Linked DNA regions of Homo sapiens: all the other regions are linked to region 3. Evidence: chromatin contacts called from ENCODE Hi-C or POLR2A ChIA-PET data. All regions are on one chromosome and are shown on one strand. The core of a region is the stretch at or near the end of the contact, and the rest is flanking DNA. Distances in the headings are between cores, read along the strand shown. Region 1 holds the start of LINC02126 (long intergenic non-protein coding RNA 2126). Region 2 overlaps CDH11 (cadherin 11). Region 3 holds the start of CDH11 (cadherin 11).

The links. A loop is a pair of places that touch in the nucleus more often than their neighbours do. ChIA-PET counts read pairs that join two places held with the same protein, here RNA polymerase II (POLR2A). Pooled maps may share reads with other maps.
Region 1: a loop to region 3 is called in a map of ovary, with 2.5 times the contacts of the local background. The contact joins the promoter of LINC02126 here to the promoter of CDH11 in region 3. A Hi-C loop is called at or near these places in 5 of 168 maps with a recorded cell type or tissue (heart left ventricle, heart right ventricle and ovary) and 5 of 50 pooled maps. POLR2A ChIA-PET finds 5 or more read pairs at or near these places in 2 of 52 experiments (AG04450 and activated CD8-positive, alpha-beta T cell).
Region 2: a map of dorsolateral prefrontal cortex shows a loop between it and region 3 (10-fold over the local background). The contact joins the enhancer-like site here to the promoter of CDH11 in region 3. A Hi-C loop is called at or near these places in 18 of 168 maps with a recorded cell type or tissue (Caco-2, PC-3, aorta and 11 more) and 12 of 50 pooled maps. POLR2A ChIA-PET finds 5 or more read pairs at or near these places in 4 of 52 experiments (A673, GM12878, WTC11 and 1 more).

What each region holds. Positions count from the first base shown.
Region 1 is chr16:65,175,296-65,179,373 of GRCh38, forward strand. LINC02126 (long intergenic non-protein coding RNA 2126) reads right to left here and starts at 1,278. Exons shown (of 4, transcript NR_110918.1): 1 at 1,160-1,278; 2 at 773-905; 3 at 1-24.
Region 2 is chr16:65,069,803-65,074,435 of GRCh38, forward strand. The region is part of intron 1 of CDH11 (cadherin 11); the gene reads right to left. Among named protein-coding and RNA genes, the nearest start is that of CDH11, 50 kb to the right of the region's middle. RefSeq lists an enhancer at 1,868-2,786. Within about 2 kb of position 1,674, at least 17 of the 41 ENCODE cell types and tissues checked have a DNase peak (open chromatin) inside an H3K27ac peak, as active enhancers do; they include PC-3, ascending aorta, dorsolateral prefrontal cortex and 3 more, where a contact is called at or near this core.
Region 3 is chr16:65,120,719-65,124,753 of GRCh38, forward strand. CDH11 (cadherin 11) reads right to left here and starts at 1,345. Exons shown (of 13, transcript NM_001797.4): 1 at 1,162-1,345.

The DNA of each region.
Region 1 (4,078 bases), core at 28-2,527, 55 kb after region 3:
GCAATAAATGAACTGCAGTTTAGACTGCAAGAGAGAGAGAAAAAAAATGAATTAGGAAAGCCTGCTGCTTGCTGCTCCAAGAATAAAAGCTGTAGGTGTGGCCTCAGGGGTCCCAGTCTCGCTTCCCTTCCAGTATTCTGCCTGAATCCATCTCTAATGCAAGAGATCACAACTCTCCATCTTTGGGTTTTGCCCAAAGGAACCTGCTGCCTGCCTTTACCACCTGAGTTCATGTCCTCTAACGCTGTGTGATCACCTGTCCAGAATGACTCTCCTCACTCTTGTACCCATTCTTCCTCACTAACAGCTCCCACCTATACTAACCCTGGCCCTGCATTACACGAGCTGCTTAGCTCACCTGCTGATAACTGGCTAAGAGCATAGTATACCTTCATCCGTCAGAGAAATGACAAGAGTTCTGCAGAGAAATGCCTGAAATAGGACTGGTGAGATACTGATCCACATATGGACGTACATGTAGGCTTTCTGGTGGAAACTCACACTCTTTTTTTGTTTGTTTTTTTATTTATACCCACTGCTCCATTTGCATCAAAGTCATAAACCTCCACCTGCTACCACCCACCCCCCCAACACAACGCTTCCTAATTTACAGATTGCAATCTCCTGGTAGCTTTCTCATTTTTTCTTGGTAGGTTTAAAAGCTTGATGCCACCAACTGTTTCTCCCCCATCTGCTTTTCTGTGTTCCTTCGGAGAAGTAAAGCACAGCCTCTTGTTGCACCTAAGCCCCTCCACATATCAAGAAAGCTTACTGTGAGAAGCCTTCGACGAACAGCCTCAGGAATGTAAGGTTTGAAGTGATGCACTCTGGAATGGAAATGCCAGTCGCACCACTCCACACCTTTGCCACCTTTGTCACTTTTCTCTGATGTGCCATCTCTTCATCTGTAAAATGCAAACAAGAATTCTTACCTCATAGTAGTGTTGATGGGATTCTGTGAGATGATGTGCTGGAAATATTCTGAACATGGATAGTGATGATGGTTGCACATTGTGGTCTGGAAACCACCAAATTGTACTCTTCAAAATAATTAAAATGGTGAATTTTATGTTATGTGAAGTTTGTCTCAAAAAAAAAAAAGATTAAAAAAAGTATTTAACACAGAACCCCATAGCCAGAATTCAGCAAATCTCATTACCTCCTCATCAGATGAAAAGTTGCAGCTCCTGACAGAAAGCCTGGGGCCTTTTGCTTTAGACCAAGTGAAAATTTTAGGAGGTAAGTCCTAAAATCCGAGAGCATTCGCTGGGAAATACACAGGGGTAGAGCTGGAAGGACTTTCCATGTCTGCTGATCATCCCAACAGCCTGCTCCCCTCAGCCACAAGGTTCAAGAGGCACCCTTGGCCTGGACTTTCCTGGCTCTCTCGTCCCTCTTAGCCCTGGCCTTGTCCCCAGGGCTCTTCCCTCTGAGAAATGATTGAAGAGTTGGCTTTCAGACGTTGGTCTCCAAACAGCTCCAGAAGCAGCTGGAAGATTTCATGTGGATGATGATTGTTCACACTTTGACCCATTTAAAAAAAAATAAAACTAAAGCGTGGGAGAGGATGGGTCAGTGAAAATAAACGTCTTCTCTGGAAGACATCCCACAGCTGTGTGCTGAGGCAGCACAGTGTGGAGGTATTGGAGCTTCCAATATGCATAGTTGTGGTTAGGAAGAAGAGAAGACGCCGATTCATAGGTCCCCACAGCTTCATGGTGGCTCCAAACCAGGAATTAGAGGTACCTTTCCTTAACACTCGGATTTGTCAGATGCTGAATGCCCTCAGCATTTCAGAGTCGATTGAATTCCTTTCAAAGGTGGGATGACACCAAGAGCAAGTTTGTGGTTACTCCATGGAAGCCTGAGTTGGATAATGTGTTGGGGTTCTGGGTCAGGAAAGTGCACATCAGAATCATGGTTCCACCAGCCTGGGCAACATATTGAGACCCCCATCTCTACACAAAATAAAAATCTTAGCCAAGTGTGCTGGTACATGCCTGTAGTCCTAGCTTCTCAGGAGGCTGAGGAGGGGGCTGACTTGAGATCAGCTGTTAGAGGTTGCAGTGAGATGTGATCATGCCACTCCACTCCAGCCTGAGTGACAGAGCAAGATCCTGTCTCAAAAAAAAAAAAAAAAAAAAAAAAAAAATCATGGTTCCACCACTTACTGATGACCTTCATCAAATCACATGACCTCTCAGGTCCTTAATGTCATAATCTCTGAAATGGTTTGCCTTGCTGTTTCCTTGGGAAGACAAGAAGTCTTGTCTTAATGCGATGAGCTTATAGTGTCTTTCCCATATAAGACCCTATATTCATGGTAATAATAGCACCAGCAGCAATGCCAATCATGTTGATATAGTTAAATCCCCTGATGTTTCATCATCTTTTACCACTTTGTATCACAGAAATGGTCCAAGCAAGGCAGACTTATTTCCAGGTGATGTTTATAGGCATTGTTAACCAAGACAGAGGGAGGGACACCCGGTATCTGGCAGCAAACCAGATTAAAACTACCTGCCATTTAAAGTTTGCAAATAAACTTCTGGGGAATAATAACAGCTATAATAATAATTATGTTGTTGTCAGTAGGATGGTACTCCAAGATACTTGTCATGCTGCCCAGAGCTTTTGTTTTCAAAGAGAGATTATCAGAATAATTGCCAATAGTTATTACAATTTACTTAAAAATTAGCCAGCTCCAGCCTCAGTGATTTCATCAACAGCTCCCTAGAATATATTTCTGTGCTTCACCTTGAAAAGACAGGTGTGATCCAAAGATTAAAACCATAGGATAAAATCACCTTCAGTCTTACCCATCCTAACTTGGGAACAATTGTTCAGGCTCAGCATTATCATGGAAATAAAAATCCCCGTACCACAAAAGAAAGGGTAAGTTGAGCTTTGATACACAGGCAGCCTTAGGAAAGACTCTAAATCTTAGAAGACATAAAAATCAAACAGAACTGAGGTGAGTTCGGTACAAGAACTGCTCAACTGAGAAGGTCAAGAAGGCAGGAAATGATGAGGAATCATGACTGGGAGCCAGTGACCCAAAATGAGATCAGCAGGAATGTGGCTGTGAAAATACAGTCCTGCAGGGATGAGTTCTTTTGAAAGGTCTTTACGCCTGACATTGGGGCTCTCAGTGTAACACTAGCAACCTGATATTGGACCCAGATCATAAATAGAAATGTCCCCTTGCATGTCTCTACTCCCTAATTAGTGCTTAATGGAATCGATTAGGTAATGAGTGCAGGTCATCAGGGAATCAAGGACCATGTTCCCTGACAGGGACACAGAAATATGCCTTATAACACTTGCTACTTCCTTCCAAGATAAACAGAGTTAACAATTTGATGTATGTTCCTCAAGACCTACTGTATTAATCTGTTTTCATGCTGTTAATAAAGACATACCCAAGACTGGACAATTTATAAAGGAAAGAGGTTTAATGGGCTCACAGTTCCACATGGCTGGGGAGGCCTCACAATCATGGTGGAAGATGAATGAAGAGAAAAGGTACATCTTAATTGGCAGCAGACAGGAGACAGCATGTGCAGGGGAACCATCAGATCTTGTGAGACTTATTCACTATCACAAGAACAGCACAAAAAACCTGCCCCCATGATTCAATCACCTCCCACTGGGTCCCTCCCATGACATGTGGGCATTATTACAATTCAAGGTGGGATTTGGGTGGGGACACAGAACCAAACCACATGATCTACAATGCAGTCTGAAATTTAAAAGCACTATCTAAGGCTCCAGCATTCCTAGGGTTCAATCTTGGCTCTGCCACTAACAGGGTGAGTTTGGTCAAATAACTCTATGTCCTGATTTCTTCATGTGTAATATGGGGTGATACTGCTCTGCTACTCTTTAGCAATTTTATGAAGATTTAATAAATGGATTAAACAATCCAAGTAAAGAAAGAGGAGGGGCTCGGTAAATTGTATAGACACAACGGCTATCTTCCCACATGAGAATATAGATGAGACCATTATTTTTAACCACTCTAGAATATTATATTTTATGGATGAAACATGGTTATTTAGCCAATCCCATATGTAAG
Region 2 (4,633 bases), core at 424-2,923, 51 kb before region 3:
GGAAGCCCCTTTCATTTCACCCAGTTTATTCCTCCAACACACATCAGTTGACCACCAATTGCACCATAGGACTGTGCTGGGGACCAGGGACACGGTGATGAACAAGATTAGAACCTTGCCCCTCATGAGCTTGCATTGTATCTAATTTTGGCTGCTCTGACCTCAAACCTGGATAGAATTTCCCAGGAGAACTCTTGAGATTTGCCATCTGACTCAGAATAAATTAGCCAATAACCCCATCAGCCTGTAGATCAGAGCTGCTGAGTATAAGTCCAGACCCTGCCACTGTACGATTGTGGCAAATCCCTTTGCACTCAGAGCCTCACTTTCCCCATCTGAACAATCAAGAGGTAAGTAAGTTTAATATCTTAGAAAGCTAGAAGCTCCGTTATTTTATGGGGCAACAAATTCATTTGTCCCCAGGATATTCAGACACCTCACACTAAACCAAAAGCCACGGAACATGGAGAGAACATAGGACACTCCTCATGTCCACAAAAGCAAACACCTATCCAGTAGGAGAGTGAAGGAAGGAATGCAGGGAGCTGGTGACTATAATCTCCATGGGGCAAGTTTTGGAGTCTGACAATCCAGGGTTCAAATCCTGCCTCTACCCTGTAATTGAACGTGTGACTTTGAGTGAATGGCTCGACTCAACTGTACAAGTTTCAGTCTCCACATCTGCAAAGTGGTATCTCTAATGACAAACTCACAGCATTGCCCTGAAGATTAAAGAAGGGGTATACATAAGGCACTTGGCACCACCCCACACATGCCATGGGTGAGCAATAAATTTTACCCAAATTAATGTGAATTAACAGAAATATTATTATGCATTGGAAACCCCTGCTAAGACTGAATCTTGTTCACTTTCCTAGTGCCAGCACCTGGTATAGGTCAGTCACACAGAAGGTGCTCAGTAAATAAATAAATGTTAACTCTGATTAACTCATACTGATTAGAAACTCTGATTGGAAAATAGGTACAAATGAATAACTAAAAATAGGAAAAGGAATTGCTTGTTACTTTATAAACACAATTTGTTCAGGGAGAGTATTTTTCAAAATGCAAGGCAAAATGGTGATGACAAGGTCACAGACTCTGGGAGACGCTGAAAAAAACCAACCTCCCACATGGCTTGTGAGATCAGCAGAGGCAAGAGCCAAATGCATGAGTCATGCCCAGCAATTCTGAGGCAGGGACCAATCAGAGGTATGTGCTGTCCTCGTCACTGTCCGACTGAACTCTTCATTCATTGAACAAACAGTTCAAAAGGTCCTTTGAGGAACTCCCTGGTGCCCTTTGGCAGAAGAGTGGCCACAGAGCTGACACCTCGAGCAGAAAATGTGAGAACCTATGCTCAAGAGAAAGTGGTCCCAGTGGAAAATGAAAGGAGGTCAAGGCAGGGAAACCAGCAAGCCCGTTAACGATTCCATACAATGCCACAGAAGTGTTTTCCAAAAGCAGAGTCCCCACATAGCAACGGAAAATGCCAGCTTAATTTAGGCAGCTGCACAACACACACGCACACACACAAACGCGTGCATACACACATGCATGTATAAATATATGCACATACACCCCCATGCGCAAACTCCAAAAAGGGAGAAACGACTCTAAAATAGCAGAGTCCACTTTGAATCACAGTGAACAAACGGTTATGATCCATTTATGGTGATGAGTAAGGGGTTACGTAGTGGCTCTCTGTAACTAGGTCAGGCACCAATTGGTAGTCAGCTCCACAGACCCAGGAAGATTTAATGAGGAGGGGACCAGACAAAGACAGAAGATGGAAATAGTGCCCCAAGCGCGTGTCCCCAGACACCACAATCTGGCGATGGGATCCAGTCCATGCTATTTCTCTCAAAGATAGACCGGAACAAACTTTTGGAAACTCCTGACATGCGGATCAACAGTCCAGGCCAAGCCGTTGAGCCATGGCTCTGGCAGCAGCAACCAGGCTGGAATAAAAACAAACTCTGAATCAAAGGAAGATCGTGACCCGAGCCGAAAGTACAGAAAGAGCAAAGGCATACAGAGGCGGCAGCTGTTACAGCAGGGACAAGACATAAATAAAACGGCACTGCCAGCCTCAAGCTTGTGTCCACAAAAGCCAATCCCCTTTGCTGGGATCTATGCGCCACCGTTCCCGTCCCTCGTCCCTGCTGGGTAGTAGTAACTGGCACCTGCATTCAGGCTGGCAGATGGAGAGGCCAGGCTTATTGATTCCAGTGCCTACTCACTCCACCATCACGAAGGTCATGGTGCAGCAGCTAGCCGCCGAGGGACTTCCTTGACAGGCAGATTCCAGCCTTGGCAATGCCAGGAGGCACCTTCTCTCTTCAATCTCGGGACACCTCATGTGGGGAGACCAAGGGCCACAGGACCGTGAGAGGGCTCAGCCCAGCTTTGTTCTGGACAGACGGAGAGGCGGCTCCTGATCCCTGGCACTGCCAGCAGCCCTGTGAATGAGCCACTGTGGTAAGACACACACCCACTGCTAATGAGACCCACACAGACACAAGCAAGAAAGACAAGTGCAGTGGTTGCTACAAAACAGGCAGAGAAGAAGCCAAGTCCGGCAGAGGCAGGATCACATTGTGCCCACCAGGCTCATGGTACCCCCAGCCCACGGCAGGGTCCCAATCCAAAAGGGAGGACCTCGAACTATTTGTCTTCCCTTGAACTAACAGCATCTTCTTGTCCAATTTTTTTTTTAAATTGGCAGCCAAAATTTTATGGATATTTTTAAAAAGTAAATGACATCATCTATCTATTACTCTTATTGTTTTAGGGAGCATTTTTAACTTAAAAACCTAAAGGGGTAGATTTTTCAGAATGGAAACACACTTGGCAGTGAAATACTTGTATATTGAAGAAAAGGATGCATGAAATTGCTTTAGAACTTTAAAAACAATTTAAATTTATTTTACACTATTGTATTGTATATTGTAAAGTAGTAAAGAGTGGGCTCTGGGCAAGTTGCCTGATCCAACTTGTTCTAGTCACTAGCTGGATAGCCTTAAACCAGCTACTCAACCTCTGCATACCTCCATCACCTCACTGCTAAAATGGAGATTAGGGTGTGCCTCCCATGTGGGGTTTCCTATAAAAATTAAATAAGTTAATTCATGCAATGCACTCAGCACAGAGCAAGCTCTTAATAAAGGCTACCTACCTTGATCATTATCATCATCATTAGTGTGATCTATGTTGGCCATTTGAACTGACCTTGCAGAATAAATGCTTAGGTTACAATGCTACATTTTTTTGTGTCTAACCACAGTTATTGAAAATCCAATAATATATAAGTATGTGGACCAAAATGGAAACAACTCAATGTAATTTCACTTGCTGAAAATTCAGAATATTTAGAGAAAACAAGAAACCTAGACCCCATAAGCTTCCCCTGCCCTCTCCCCCAAAAATCCAGAAGGGAGAAGACTGCAATTGTCCAGTTCCATTTTTATTTAATTAATTAATTAGTTTATTTTTTTACTTGAGACAGAGTCTCCCTCTTTCACCCAGGCTGGAGTAAAATGGCATGATCTTGGTTCACTACAACCTTTGCCTCTGCATGTGATTCTCATGCCTCAGCCTCCCGAGTAGCTGGGATTACAGGTATGAGCCAACACATCCAGCTAACTTTTTATAATTTTAGTAGAGATGGGGTTTCACCATGTTGGCCAGGCTGGTTTCAAACTCCTGGCCTCAAGTGATCCACCTGCCTTGGCCTCTCGAAGTGCTGGGATGTTATAGGCGTGAGCCACCACACTTGGCCTTCCTTTTTAATATATTGCTTTTGTTGATTACTGCTTTTTTGGGTACCCTCTTAAATTTTGGACCCTGGGCCAGTGACTCACTCATCCCAAACTAGACCTAGCTCTGGGTGGGAGGTAAGTCCTCCTCTTTCTTCAGAGTGTGCTTCTGTCACTGTAATGTACAAGTCACTTGGGGACCTTATTAAAATGCAGACTCTGCTCCAGCAGGTCTGGGAAAAGGGATGAGGTCCAGGTCCTGCCTAACAAGTGCCCAGGTGATGGTGAGGCCACCACTGGTCCACAGACAGCATCAGGAGAAGCAAGGCCTTGCAGAAAGTAGATGCTTGGAGAATGGAGAGGGGAAGCAAACACCTGAGTTTCATTTGGTTGTCTTTTTGATGTCATGGTTGTTTTCAGATAACTTGGAAACTCTTTCATTATTCATGGCTGTTGCTAAAGCTGTGGCTAAGTCCTTGGACCCAGAGGCGGGGAACATTTGTTGTTTTGTTTTGTTCTAAATCAAACAAATAGAATAAAGCAAATACCTATTGACTCCTGGTGACTGCCCTTTGGGGAGTTCATTTAACTTTCATTCCCTTATTCTTTTGAATGGCTACAGAAGCAGGGATAGGAATGCCACAGAGAACAGAGCTGTGCAAAACACCCAGACTCCAAAGGGGACACATTGCTGCTAAAAGTAATAAAACAGTGCCAGCTCGATATACCCAAATTAACTGTCTGTCACTGCCCTTCAGTAAAACTGCAGGAAATAGCAAGAGTTCAGAGTTTTGGATTTAAAAAACTCAGGGTTCACACCCAGCCTCCATCATTTGGTAGCTGTGCAACCCCCCGGCTTAACTTCTCTGAACCTC
Region 3 (4,035 bases), core at 95-2,594:
CAGGGCTTCTTCTAGCACCTAGAAAACCTTTCACCCGGGAGAGGCAGGCGCGGCGAGCCCCGGGCGAAAGCAGGGCCTCGGCAAAAAAACGGACAAGGAAGCCGGACCCGCAAGCCTCCCCCGACCCCACTTTCTCTGGGGACTCCGCTTCACAGCGTGAGGCGGGCCCTCCTACAGTTCCTCTGGGTTGGGGAGGGGGGAGAAGGGAGCTCTCCTCGCCGTCCTCCCCATCTGGCCAGCTTCTCAGTGCTTCCCACCTCCCGGCTCGCGTTCCGGGGCAGAGCGCAGGGAGGGAGGCCGTGCGTGCCGGGAGCTAGAGAGGCTTGGCGCGCTCCGAGAAGCGGCGCAGGTTTCGGGAAGGTGTGGTTCTCAAAGTTAACGTTGACCCTGGCAGCTTTCGCCAATCCCAAGCCAGAGGCGAGCCCGAGTCTGGGCCGCTCATGGACCTACTCCTGCGCTGGTGGGAGCTTACAAACGGGCGCCAGAGCTCCCGCAGAGACTCGGGCTGGAGGGCTGTAGCGCACCGCAGCCTGCTGCCCCAGAACCACAGTCGGCGGCCCCAAACCCACGCTATTAAAGTGCGGGCAATCTCCTTCCGGAGCTGGGGTCTTTCCGTTTTCCCGGGCTTACCCGGCAGTCTCGACTGCAGGGACTAAGCCCCGGGGAGCTTTCGGCAGGGATCCGGGAGGATGGAGTAAGAACCCCGCAGAGCGCGGTCATGTCGCCGCTTTGGGGAAGCGGCGCAGGGCTGGCGGGCACCGCGCCGTGGGCGACTTTCCCCAGAGATATGACCGGGGACAGTCGGCGTGTCCGGAGGTCTGCTCTGCAGTCTCTTGCCCCAGCCAGGTACAAACCCCCTCTGCTGTGGCCTCGGCGCAGACCCCACAGGAGGCCGGAGCCAGGGAGAGTCGTGGAGCGCACATCTGAAGCCTCCGTCCCCTGCTTTGCCCGCGCCCACAGCTGGCTCCCTTCTCCCTTTCTGATTTTTAAACAAATCTCTCCCTCCCTTTTGCTTTGCGTTAGTGAAGCCTTCTCGACTCAGATACCACCGTCCCCCTCACCACCCCGCCCCGCCAAGACATTCTCTTCCTGAGAAAATCCTGCCCCCCATTCCAAGAAGCCCCAACCAGGCGAGAGGAAGGGACTGGCGGCGCACCTCACCTGGGGCCCTTGAGGGTGGACGCAACCTCCGAGCCGCCAGTCCCTGGCGCAGGGCAAGCGCTGCGGTGTCAGTCCCGGCCCCAGTCCCGGTCCCATTCACAAGTCAGCGGCGGCTGCGAGCGGCCCCCGCGGCATCTGCTCCTCGGCCCGCGACGCTCCCCTCAGCTGGCGGCGGCCGCGGAATGAGCCGCCGAGCGCGCTAGTGGCAGGAATGAGAAACCGGGGGGAGGTGGCGGGCGGGCAGGCGGGTGCGGGGCGGGGGGGGCGGGAGGAGGGAGGCTGCCGCTGTGAGGGAAGGAAAGGGCGGGGGCTGAGAGAAGCCGAGGCTGCGAGAGGCAGCGAGATGGGCCTCGCAGAGGCTGCGGGGGCCGACCCCGTCCGCGCCCCTCCCCCCAGGGGCCCAGAGATGCTAACCCCTGGATTCGTGGCCGCCCCTCCCGCCCCGTGGCGCGGCGCTCCGACTCCCTCAGGGCTCAGATGGAGTCTGGAGCGACTGAAGTTGGGCTCCAGGGACGCACAGCCAATCAGGGAGGGCGGCGGAGGGAAGCTGGAGAGGGGTTGGGAGCCCCCATTTTCCTCCTTCCCCCAAATCCGCTCCAGCTGGCCAGGCTGGGCTCTCGCCTGGCGGGCCGGGATGGTGGTTGGGGGAAGGTATCGTCCAAGTGAGGGAAGCAATTGGGAATTCGGGAGCGCGTTCTATTCTTTCTCACTCCACCACCCCACCTTCCAAAAATCCCTCAACGTTGGCGGCTCCTGCCCAGCCCCCACCCCTCTCAATCTCCCATCCCTTGCAAACTCTTCTGGTGGCTCTGGTGGTGAAGTCGGGCGGGGAGGGAGACTTAGGACTTGGGAAGAGCCCAGTCTCCGTTCTCTCTCAGCTCTCCTCTCGTCTAGTGCCCCCCACGCAACGCCTCGGAGAGGGGTGCGCGGGGAGCGCTTCGCCGGGGTCGGCCTCGCTCCAGCTTTTGGGAGGGTGCCTTGGCCCCTACCCCAGCCAGGTATCAGTGGCCCCCGCCGGTAGTGTCACTTGTTGCCACTCCCTCGCTACAGACCCGCCAGGGCCCGGTGGAGTGTGCGTTTCTACGGGAGAAAGGGCCTAATGGGGCGCAGCGCCGGAGTCCTAGCTCCTTCCTCCGCTGTTCCCCTCACTGACGACTCGCTACCGTGAGGGTTCCCCGGGCCTGCTTCCTGCCCTCCCTCCCCGAGTCGCCGGGAGAAAGGGCTGGCAGGGCCGGGGCTTAGGAATCACGCCAAGGACTGGGCGGGGCGCTCGCGGTACCGGGAACGGCGTGGGGATCCGCACACCCAGCAGGGAACAACCATGCCTGTGTGGGGACCCCTGGCTTGAACAAGTTTGCAGGGTGGGAGGTGGAGGCAAGAGAGGAGGCGGAGGAAGGTGGAGACGCCAGTGGGTGAAGGCTAAAAAGGAACCGCCTAGGGGGACGGGGATGAGGCTGGGAAAGGAGAAGAGATGGACCCGCGAAAAAGACGGGGAAGGAGGCTGCGGAGGGAAAGCTGGGCGCCACAGCCAAGCAGTTTGAAAGGGCTAGAGGGGAGGAGACGGGCCCAGGAGTTAACGGAAAAAGAGGCCGAAAACGGAAGAGAAAGCTTGGGATCCTGAGCGCATGGGGAAGGAACCCCAGTGCGGGGCTAAGGCAAGAGCGGCCGAGCCCTGCCCTCCAGCTCCTGGTCACCAGCCCGCGGGTCCCGAGCGCCCGCAGCCGCCCGGGTTTCCACACGGCTTGGGGAGACGCCCGCGGGGGCGGGTGCCGGCGAGGCTGCCCCGGGACCTACCCTCTTCGGCCTGCGCGCCCGCGTTTTTCTTGACGACTCCAGGATCCGGGTGGCGCTGCGTGCCTGCCCCCAGTCCGCGTCCTGCGCGGAGAGGATGCCTCTGTCACCCTCTGTGTGGACGTGGCCTTTGAACTCCTCATTCCTCCACTGCGGGGGAAGAGCTGTAAGTTTCCAGCTGCCCGGTTATCTTACTCCTCAGCCTTCCCCCCACCATAGGTGTCCAAGGTGATAGCCCCCTGGGTCTCCAGTAACCCCCCAACCTCGCACCACACTCTGCGCAAGGGACGCGCGAGGACATTGACTCCCGGTGCTTTCCTGTAGAGCGCCAGAGAGCAGATCGTGGTGCCTGCCACTCCTGCCTCCCCCTGTGGGTCCCTGGCCCTGAACCTTTTCAGAGCTCTACCCTGCTTCCTCTGTCTGCCTTTTTGGCCTCTGCTGTAACCCCTAAAACTTTGGGTACTTCCCAAGCCACCGCCGAAAGTCCCCACTCTAATGAGGCATGGTGATGGTAATAGGATGATCTGGTGGCGTCATTTCAGCTTATAAATGAAGTTACTTACACAGGAGAGGATGGACAAGGGGTCCGGCTTTCCCTCAGAGGTACTCGAGTTTTGCTCTTGTTTGGCTACAAACTATTGCCTGGATTTTCTCAACCCTTCCACGTGGTCCTAGAGGGAGTGTGAAGTCACGATCAATCTGATCATACATATATTATACAAAGATGCCCGGGATCTGTAATGATTAGGACATCTCTTGATCCATGAAGCAAGTTTCATAAACTCCCTTTTGGAAGCGTGTCCAAAGATGAACCTGGCCACATGTCAGCTGACATTAGCTGGACTTTGACCTCTCCTCTCTGTTCAGCATTTATCGAATCACAACAGTTGTTTTTATAGACCATCCCTTTAGTAATGGGTGCATCAGCCGATTTTAAAAAGTAAGTTAAAAACTGCTTGATAAGTTTCCACTGACACTACACACCTGAATCAGATGGAACCTAGTGTATAGCAGCAGTCAATAACCCTTTGCACAACCCAGCAAGTTAGGATTCTACTCAAGAGAACAGGAAACATGTTCACA